Linked DNA regions of Homo sapiens: region 1 is linked to region 2. The links are chromatin contacts, found by Hi-C or POLR2A ChIA-PET in ENCODE. All regions are on one chromosome and are shown on one strand. Each heading gives the region's core, a stretch centred on a gene start or an enhancer-like site at or near the end of the contact. The rest is flanking DNA. Distances are from core to core; before and after follow the strand shown. Region 1 overlaps SPRY4-AS1 (SPRY4 antisense RNA 1). Region 2 has its middle 150 kb from the start of FGF1.

What was found. Hi-C counts contacts between places; a loop is a spot of excess contacts on that map. ChIA-PET counts read pairs that join two places held with the same protein, here RNA polymerase II (POLR2A). Pooled maps may share reads with other maps.
Region 1: a loop to region 2 is called in a map of SK-MEL-5, with 4 times the contacts of the local background. The contact joins two enhancer-like sites. A Hi-C loop is called at or near these places in 9 of 168 maps with a recorded cell type or tissue (DLD1, MCF 10A, PC-3 and 6 more) and 4 of 50 pooled maps. POLR2A ChIA-PET finds 5 or more read pairs at or near these places in 2 of 52 experiments (activated CD4-positive, alpha-beta memory T cell and activated T-cell).

What each region holds. Positions count from the first base shown.
Region 1 is chr5:142,463,581-142,468,823 of GRCh38, reverse strand. It overlaps SPRY4-AS1 (SPRY4 antisense RNA 1), which reads right to left. Exons shown (of 4, transcript NR_120664.1): 4 at 4,770-4,854. Among named protein-coding and RNA genes, the nearest start is that of SPRY4-AS1, 140 kb to the right of the region's middle. Within about 2 kb of position 2,048, at least 4 of the 41 ENCODE cell types and tissues checked have a DNase peak (open chromatin) inside an H3K27ac peak, as active enhancers do.
Region 2 is chr5:142,537,813-142,542,708 of GRCh38, reverse strand. No RefSeq gene overlaps it. Among named protein-coding and RNA genes, the nearest start is that of FGF1, 150 kb to the left of the region's middle. Within about 2 kb of position 1,524, at least 10 of the 41 ENCODE cell types and tissues checked have a DNase peak (open chromatin) inside an H3K27ac peak, as active enhancers do.

The DNA.
Region 1 (5,243 bases), core at 799-3,298, 74 kb after region 2:
AAGTTTTTTCCTACAGGTTTGCCCAAGGGGCTAACTGAACAAAAAGAACCTGGAAGGGGCTCAGCCACGTTCCTTCCACCAGCTTCCTGATTCCATGGCGTTTTCATCAAGCAAAACCCAGGTACTCCGCGATGCTGGGCAGAAGGTGGCAAGCGTGGTGGGTAAGAACGCAGGCTTCGAGTCAGATGGCCGGGGGGGTCACACACCAGCTCTGCCACTTACTATGTGGTGACCTTGAGCAAGTTAGTAAACCTGTCAGTGTCCTCATCTATGAAACAGGCAGAGCAATAGTAGCAACCTCAGAGTTGGCTGTGAAGCTCAGATGAGACAATCCATGTAAAACACTGAGCATAGTGCCGGACACATAGTGAGCATGCAGTAAAAGCTGGCAGCCGCGATGATGATGGTGGCACTGTTATTATATTATCACTACGACTATAAGAATAATAGGCCAGGCGCGGTGGCTCACGCCTGTAATCCCAGCACTTTGGGAGGCCAAGGCTGGCAGATCACAAGGTCAGGAGATCGAGACCATCCTGGCTAACATGGCAAAACCCCATCTCTACTAAAAATACAAAAAATTAGCCAGGTGTGGTGGTGGGCACCTGTAGTCCCAGCTACTCGGGAGGCTGAGGCAGGAGGATGGCATGAACCCGGGAGGCAGAGCTTGCAGTGAGCTGAGATCACACCACTTCATTCCAGCCTGGGTGAGAGAGTGAGATTCCGTCTCAAAAAAAAAAAAAAAAGAATAGCATCAATAGCATCAATATTGACCTGCGCTGTCAGAGCTGGAAGGAATTTTAAAGATCCCCAAACCAGTGGTCCCCAACCTTTTTGGCACCAAGGGCCGGTTTTGCAAAAGACAATTTTTCCAAGGTCCAGGGGGTTGGGGGGATGGTTTTGAGATGATTCAAGTGCGTTACATTTATTGAGCACTTTATTTCTATCATTATTACATTGTAACATATTAATGAAATAATTATACAACTCACCATAATATAGAATCAACAGGAGCCCTGAGCTTGTTTTCCTGCAACTAGATGGTTCCACCTGGGGGTGATGGGAGACAGTGACAGATCATCAGGCATTAGATTCTCATAAGGAGCACAAAACCTAGATCCCTCACATGCGCAGTTCACAACAGGGTTTCGCTCTCACAAGAATCTAATGCCACCACTGAACTGACTGAGGCAGGGCACAGGTGGTAATGTTCACCTGCCCACTGCTCATTTTCTGCTGTTTGCCCGGTTCCTAACAGGGTCTGCAGCCCAGGGTTTGGGGACCCCTGCCCTAGACCGTTGCTTCTCAAACCTTACTCCAGCTTCACTCTAGATTGCCATGGCTTCTAGGGGCAATGGAGTGTCCACTTTCCTGCTTGTTCCTTTTGCTTCTCTGCAACTGCTGACCCTTGTCTACCAAGGTGCATTCAAAGTCTTTCTTCACATCACCACAGACTCTCTCACACATGGTGTGTTTGGAGCAAGGTTAATGGGCGATAGGAGCTCTTCATTGTGAAAACCACAAATAGTTAACCAAATGCCCAACTCACCTCTTTGTCTCCCCACCTCCACTGCATTATATGAATTTCTTTGAAGGGAAAACATGGATTTGCTCAGCCTTCTTCTAGTTCATTTACTCATACTCCTACCTCCAATAAATACTCTGGTAGTTGTTACCATATTTGAAGAAATGCTACAAGCAGAATTGTTAAAAATAGTAACAGAACAGCGATTTATACCTTAAACAAATCATTCCAACAGATGGGACTTAAAGCATTTATTATCCCTCTCTGGTCTGGGACTTTTCAAACACTGCATTTCCAGCCGGCCAAACTGGGAGCTATTTGATAGTACCTCTCTGACCAATTACATACTAATTAAAAGAACTTGGTGTGGGCTGGAGGGAGCAGCTTTGCATATGGACTTTAATTACTGGGCTCCAGTTTTGCCAAGAAAACACAAAGGGCTTTTTTGGCTGGAAGCTGCGGCTTAGAATGAACATATGGCTTGCGTGGGAGGGGAGGGTTGAGAGTGTAATCCTAAACAGGAAGTGGAGTATTTCCCCCCCTCCGTAATCTCCTGGAAGTAACTATGTACCAGGGTCATCCAAAATCCCTGATTCAGTGCCCGGAACAAAGGGCAGCCTGAGTGGGCAGTGAGCTGCCACTCTGGACCTGTCATTCAATCCTGGGGTCATCTCTGGATCAGGATTCTTTCTTGCCCCTCTGGCCTTTTCCTGTTGTTTTTTGGATCAGAACCTCATGTCTCTTCCCAGGTTTCACAGAGCCTGGGGTAGCCCAGTATTAATTTTTGGCTCCCCAGAATCCATTTCCCTGTCTCCTAGTTATGTCATCCCAAACTCCCCAGTGCTCAAGGCTCAGGCAGGGCTATACCTCGGGCTCCAGGGAGGAGCATGTGGCCCAGTACTGATCAATTTAATCCCTCTGGCCACAGTGTCTGATTCAAGGATGAGTGTTTGCCCTGAACCAGTACAATCAGCATGACGCTCAGGACGTGTGTGGGAGCTCACACTTGGGTAGCTATGTTTTTCTGTGCAATTTGGGGATTGAAAGGTGATGACTGGAGGTGTGGCAGTCATCTTGCTGCCATAGGAAGGAGCAGACCTGAAAATGGAGACAACCCACGGGAAGGGGGGGGAGAGAGAGAGAGACACACACACACACACGCACACACAAAAAGCACTGGAATAGCATCTGAGGTCCAGGATTAAGCTATTGCTGAATGAATCCACTCACGACCTTTCAGTATTGTAAGCCAATGAATTCCTTTTATGCTTAAGCTGGCTTCAGTTAGGTTTTCTGTCCATTTGCAACTAAAATCATCCTATCTGGTAGCAATAAGATCAGGAGGCAGAAGTTAAAACAACAACTATTCAATCTAACAGAGATCCAGCCTACCAAGAACACACTTGCTAAAGCCTCTGTGGAGCCATGGAGACCTCGGCCAGAGTCAAAGAATTATAGAGGTGGAAGAGACCTTGGAGACAACACATCCTGTTCAACCACCATTGCTGACTTTCTTTCTCTAAGTGGGTATGTACCTGGAGGTCCAGGGAGGAAGGACAGCACATAGTAAGCAAGAGGCAAATTCTTCTTCCCCTTGCTGCCTCAATGCCTTGTATGAGGCTGTTGCTCAATAAAACCTTTTTGACTAAACATTACAGACCCAGTCACCAATAACCAACCTCTCTCTCAAACATGCAGCTAGTAAACAGCATTTTTTTTTTTTTTTTTTTTTTTTTACAGCATCTCACTCTGTCACCCAGGCTGGAGCTCAGTGCTGAGATCTCAGCTCACTGCAACCTCTGCCTCCTGGGTTCTAGCAATTCTCATGCCTCAGCCTCCTGAGTAACTGGGATTACAGGCGCATGCCACCATGCCTGGCTAATTTTTGTATTTTTAGTAGAGACGGGTTTTCACTATGTTGGCCAGGCTGATCTCGAACTTCTGACCTCAGGTGATCCACCCACCTTGGCCTCCCAAAGTGCTGGGATTAAGATGTGAGCCACCACGCCGGGCCTGCTTTTCTTTTTACAAGGCATGTATCTCTTCCAATAATTCCCTGAGTGGATTACTTTCACCTCCTACAGCAGTTTGTCTCTCCTTCCGTTTCTTTGCTTGACACTACCTTCTCATTTCTTTCTATTCTCTATTTTGCCCTTTCCTTTTTTGCTCAAAACTTTTCTTTACTTCTTGATTCCACATTACCTATGGGCACTTAAGAATCTACACATTGTTGGCCGGGCACGGTGGCTCACGCCTATAATCCCAGCACTTTGGGAGGCCGAGGCGGGCAGATCACGAGGTCAGGAGATCGCAAACATCCTGACTAACATGGTGAAACCCCGTCTCTACTAAAAATACAAAAAATTAGCCGAGCGTGGTGGTGGGCGCCTGTAGTTCCAGCTACTCAGGAGGCTGAGGCAGGAGAATGGCATGAACCTGGGAGGTGGAGCTTGCAGTGAGCCGAGATTGCACCACTGCACTCCAGCCTGGGCGACAGAGCGAGACTCCATCTCAAAAAAAAAAAAGAATCTACACGTTGTTCACTTCTCCATCCTTTAACTTCTACTGAAACCCTGAATCACCTATCCGTCGTCACCCATCCTCTAACCTATCCTCACACATAGTTCGACTGCATTAAAAACAGCTATTTTTTTTTACACCCTGTCCCCAAGCAAACATGCATACACACACACACACACACCCGCTAAAATCAATTTCTCACAACTGAGTTATCAACATCTTTACGAGAGCCAAGGGATATTTCTTCCTAGAATCAGATCTCGCAGCCACCCAAGATATTTTTACATGGTTCAGGATGGTAGTGGAAAGTAAATCTAATTGTCCATTTCTTGGCAATGCCTTGTAGGACATGATCAGTTATTTAAACTTCCTGTGACTAAATTCCCCCTATTTCTGTGACAGATTAATGCCATTTGCCAGCATATAATGTTAGCCAAGTTCTGGTAACACACAGAGGGAAAGCTTCACGTAAACCTTAAGCAAAGTTATTACTCTCTGGAATCCAGTATGTAATTGGCACTCCTTAAGAATTACAATTATTATTTTTATATTCCTTTTAGAGTGTCTTAGGAACTTACAGGTCTTCAGAGAAAAAGCTGTGGGATTTTGGATGAGAGTCACAAAATCATTTGCTCTCTAGTCCAAGTGAAATCTTTTGTTAGAACTTTGGACTGGGAAGGTGGAAAGTTAATTCAGGATATAAAATAAACAAGTGATACCTTGAATCTATGCAGCCTCCCATTGCAAAAATCGGCAACTGCTCCCACGTAGCACTTAAACCTCAGTGCCTTCTTTTACTGGAAGTTGTTCTGAAGAAAGGAATACAAATAAAGAAAAATTTAAAGAAAATGTATGATGGGTACAAATTCTAGGCTTCCTTTCTTATTCCCATTGTTAATATAACTCTATTTAGACAAGTTCCCTACTTTCTTATTCAACTTCAAAACTGTAATTACTTACAGAACTGAAAAAAAAAAATCTACCTTTCCCAGCGTCACTTCTTTACTCTCTTTGGAAACAAGTCTGTGTACCTTCTCAGACACCCTCCGCTGCTTCCTTCTTCCTTTCTCTCTAGGCCAGGATCCCATCTGTCCTGGTTGCCCCTCTACCCCTAATGGTCTGAGGTCCAGCTTCCTGAGAGGCCACTGAGAGGATGGGTGATACAACCCTGAGCCCCCAAAGAGTGCTTTACCAATGA
Region 2 (4,896 bases), core at 275-2,774:
CGCCCTCCCAGCTCTCATCACCTGTGGTCACAGTCAGACAAAGGAGTTGAATCCTGTTAAAGTGGGGGTCGGGCTGGGGGGTGGTGGGGGGGCGCGGAGTGTAGACCTCAGGCAGAGACAGAGTGGGAGGCAGGAGATGCCTCTAAATGGCCCAGGTGAGAGGTATGTTGTGGGGAGTGGAAAACTCTAAGGCTTGCGGAATCCTGATCAAGCCCTGAGTCTATGGCTCCTACTTCCTTCTCCCCCATTTTTGGTTCCAAATAAGTGATTTGCTTGCAAACGGATTCCACAAGCAAGTCATTTCCTCTTCCTTGGGGGACAGCAACTGTGACGAGAGGGAGGAAGGAAGAAACACACACCTCTTCTGAACACCCGGGATCGTGGTAAGGTCTTTGTGAGCCTTGGTGAGCCGCAGCCTCTTCATTCCACAGCATGCAGCATAACTATGGAAGGATTCAAAAATTTTGCTTTTAAAATTATTGGGCTCCAAGGAGGTGATGTTGAAACAATTCCTCAGAAATGAGAAAATCTAACATACAGATTGTTTCCAAATGAAATAAAGCTTTTAACGAATACTAAACTTAAGAACTGATGGAGTTGATACAATCGGTTAGCTATTATAGGCATTTAATCCACTAAATTTGGGGGGTGGGGTTCTTTCATTTGTTGGAAAATATATTTATATTTTGCTGTCTAAGTCTGGGCCCAGTGGCTCACGCCTATAATCCCAGCACTTTGGGAGGCCGAGGCAGTTGAATCACTTGAGGTCAGGAGTTCAAGACCAGCCTGGCCAACATGGCGAAATCCCATCTCTACTAAAATACAAAAAAATTAGCTGGGCGTGATGGCAGGTGCCTGTAATCCCAGCTACTCAGGAGGCTGAGGCAGGAGAATCGCTTGAACCTGGGAGGCAGAGGTTGTAGTGAACTGACATCGTGCCACTGCACTCTAGCCTGGACGACAGAGCGAGACTCTGTCTCAAAAAAATAAATCAATAAAAAATAAATAAATATATTTTGCTGTCTATATAGATGCATATCATATATAGGATTTTATATATACTATCTATGTAACATTTTTTCAGGGCTAAATATTGCTATAGGCCCTCAAAAACCTGTTGGCCCTGAGCCCTGTGCCTGCAGAACCTAACAGATACAGTAGATTGTGAAGTAAATGTAACAGAAAAAATAATGTAAAAAGTTATTGCAACCCCAGGCTAGTGAATGGATTAACATGACTAGGAGGCCAGTTCTGTCAAGGCTCCTTGCCAACCCTAAGTCTCCAAGAGAAGCCCTGGATTTTTACACCCAGTCCTCTCCAGCCTTGCTGTAGGAAGCAGTCATCCCACCAGAGAGGTTTCTATTTCAGACCCACTCTCAGTCCCTTGGGAGTCTCCTCCAGGCTGTCCTTCCTAAACCACTTGAATCTCGATTTCTCCCACAGCTGATTTTTTTTTTTTCAAGATGTTAGCAATTCCTGTGGAACCATCTGGATGTTATTAAGAAAGTGTCCCGGGTCCTCTGAGGCAGCTGGCTGCGGCCTCTTGCCTTGTTTCCTGTGTCCTGGATGTCTAAGTTGACTTTCATAAGAAATTTGGAATATTAGCTTAAAAAAAGAAACAGTCAATATTTTTCAGGCGTTGAGCTCTTGCAGCTTAATTTCCCCGGCTGGGACTTTGCATTTCGAGTTCCCATCTTTGGCCCCTGCTCTGGGAAGGATGAAGCACGTCTGTTTTAAAAACAGAAAGCACCAGTGGTCGGGGTGAACCAGAAATCCAGTCTTCCCCACCCTCCCTAGTCAGCCTCACAAAAACTTCCTTATGTCGCTGCTGCTGCTGCTCAGCCACTTCCATACCCCCAGCCCCCGCTCCCAAGTGAGACCCTGAGTCTCTGTCCAAATGTACATGCTATTTAGTTCAGCTCTATAGGGCACTCTCCTAGCCTCCTTGAGGCAAAAAGAACAAATATCAAATAACAGAAAAATGGCTGAACAGATGACAATGATTCCGTGGTTAAGAGGGGTAACTGTGAATAGGTGGGACAATAGGAGACACCAATTTACCCGCTTCCTAACCACTAGCCAGGAGCACCTGGGGCCTGAACAGAGACGCTCCCATGGATTCATTTTACTACTTAGAGCCTGCAGATGGGGTTGGGGCACTGGCTTGCCTCACTTCCCGTTTATTACCCAAACTCAACAGCCAAGCTTTGGGTTCTTAGCCTTGACCATTTGCTTTCCCCACTAAAGGGGCCCATGGCCCACCTCTTCTTCTTTGTTGTTCTTAGACCTTCACCACCCCCACCCCCGACCAACTTGCATCTCATCACCCTTTCAATTTCATTAATAAAGTTAACACTAGTTATTTGGAAGATTTTTAAGACCCCCAATGCTATTAAATCAGACAACGTGATTAAGGACACCCACTATACCTAGGAAGTGCAAGCACAGAATGACTTTTCCAAAAGACAAACAGCCTAACTTTCTGTCTCTGATGCTGGTAGAACCAAGAGAAAATTTTGAACGGAAGCATACAATTCACTCTCCATTGAGGATTCACTCAAAAAGGAGGTAGAGATATGCCTTAATATTCCTAATATCCCTGTCACAATCCACAGGAATCTACAACCTCCTATCTGGTTTGCCATAGACACTCAGTAAGTGGTCTCACCAACCCCCATCTTTTTATTTTGAAAAGCTTAAGCTACAAAAAAACTAAAAGAATAATACAATGAACTCCTATATGCATTTTACCTAAATCACCAACTGCAGTTCAACTTTGAGCAACATGGGGGTTAAGACCCCCACACAGCCGAAAATGGAGTATAACTTTTGTCTCCCCCAGAACTTAACTACTAAGAGCCTACTGTGGGCTGGAAGTCTTACCAATCACATAAACAGTTGATTAACACATATTTTGTAGGTTAAATGTATTATATGTGGTATTTTTACAATAAAGTAAGCTAGAAAATAGAAAATGTTAAGAAAATCATAAGGAAGAGAAAATATATTTACTATTCATTAAGTGGAAAAGGATCATCACAAAGGTCATCATAAAGGTCTTCACATTTAGTAGGCAGAAAAGGAAGAAGAGGAGGGAAGAAGAGGAGAAGGAGGAGGGAGGGAGGAAGGAGGGGGAGAAGGGAGGGGAGGAGGGAAGGGGAAAGCAGGGAGGGGAGGAGGATGGAAGGGGGAAGCAGGGAGGGAAGGAGGGGAGGGGGAAGCAAGGAGGGGAGAGGGCGAAGCAGGGAGGGAAGGGGGGAAGCAGGAAGGGGAGGAGGGGAGGAGGGAGGGGAGGAGGGGAAAAGAGGGGTTGTCTTGCTGTCTCAGGGATGTCAGAAGTGGAAGTAAATTCCAAGCATAACTGGACCATAGCAGTTCAAACACCTGTTATTCAAGGTTCAACTGTATTACAATATTACCACATTTGCTTTCTCCCAATAATTTTTTCTGATACATTTGAAAGTGAAGCACAATGATCCCTAAATATTTCCTAAAAGGTAGAACATACAAGACATTTAACATTGAAAAAAAATTACCTAATAGACAGCTCATTCAAATTTCCCCAATTGTCCCAATGTCCATTATAGGGTTTTTTTGTTTTTGTTTTTTTTTGAGACAGAGTCTCACTCTGTCGCCAGGCTGGAGTGCAGTTGTGCGACTTCAGCTCACTGCAACCTCTGCCTCCCGGATTCAAGCGATTATCCTGCCTCAGCCTCCCGAGTAGCTGGGACTACAGGTGCACGCCACCACGCCCGGCTAATGTTTGTATTTTTAGTAGAGACAGGATTTCACCATGTTGGCCAGGATGGTCTGGATCTCTTGACCTTGTGATCCATGCATCTCGGACTCCCAAAGTGCTGGGATTACAGGCGTGAGCCACCGCGCCCGGCCCCGTTATAGCCTTTTAAACTTTGTCTCTGATTTTAAAATTTCAGATATTTTTATAAAATTGAGATATAATTCACATATAAAATTCACCCTTTTCAAGGGTACAACTCAGGTTTTTAGAACAGTCACAGGTTACACAACTATCACTACTATCTAATTCTAGAACATTTTCATCCACCTAGAAAAAAATCCTGCACCCATTAGCAGTCATTCCCTATTCTTCACCTCCCTGCAGCTCCTGACAAACACTAATCTGTCTCTGTGGATTTGCCTATTATGGAAATCTCATAGAAATGGACTCACAGAATATGTGTCCGTGTCTGGCTTCTTTCCCTTAGTATAATGTTTTCAGGGTTCATCTATATTTTATCTATTTGATAGTGGGTAGACATTTAAATTGTGCTATACTTGTTTTTAAAAGCCAGGACCCAATCAAGGACTATACACTGCATTTAGTTGCCAGTCACTAGTTTCCTTTAATCCAAATGCTACAACATTAATTCTAGAATGTTAATCTAGATTTAGATCCTAGAACATTCTTCCCATTTTACAACAGTAAAAGTTTTGAAGAGTACCAGTCAGATGTTTTGAAGGATGTCTTTCTGGATTTGTCTGATTGTTTCCATTATTTGACTCAGATTAGACAATTTTGGCAACACTACTGCATGGGTGAGGTTGCATACTTCCTGTTGCATCACATCAGAAGACACGTCATGTCAGTCTGTCCGATGATAGGTGATGCTAAATTTGGTTATTTGGTTAGATGGTATTTACCAGATCTCCCTATCAGAAAGATACACTTTTCTCTTTGTATAATATTAAAATAAGTGAAATTAAGTAATATTTAAGACCACGTGAATATCTTGTTTCCCAACAACCTTTAACCAATGGCTTTAACACCCAACTATGATTGTTACCTGAATCCCTTATTATAATGGTGTTACAAAATAGCAATTTTCTGGCTTTTCTGACTCTATAATTCCTTCTATATACAGACATGGGCATTTT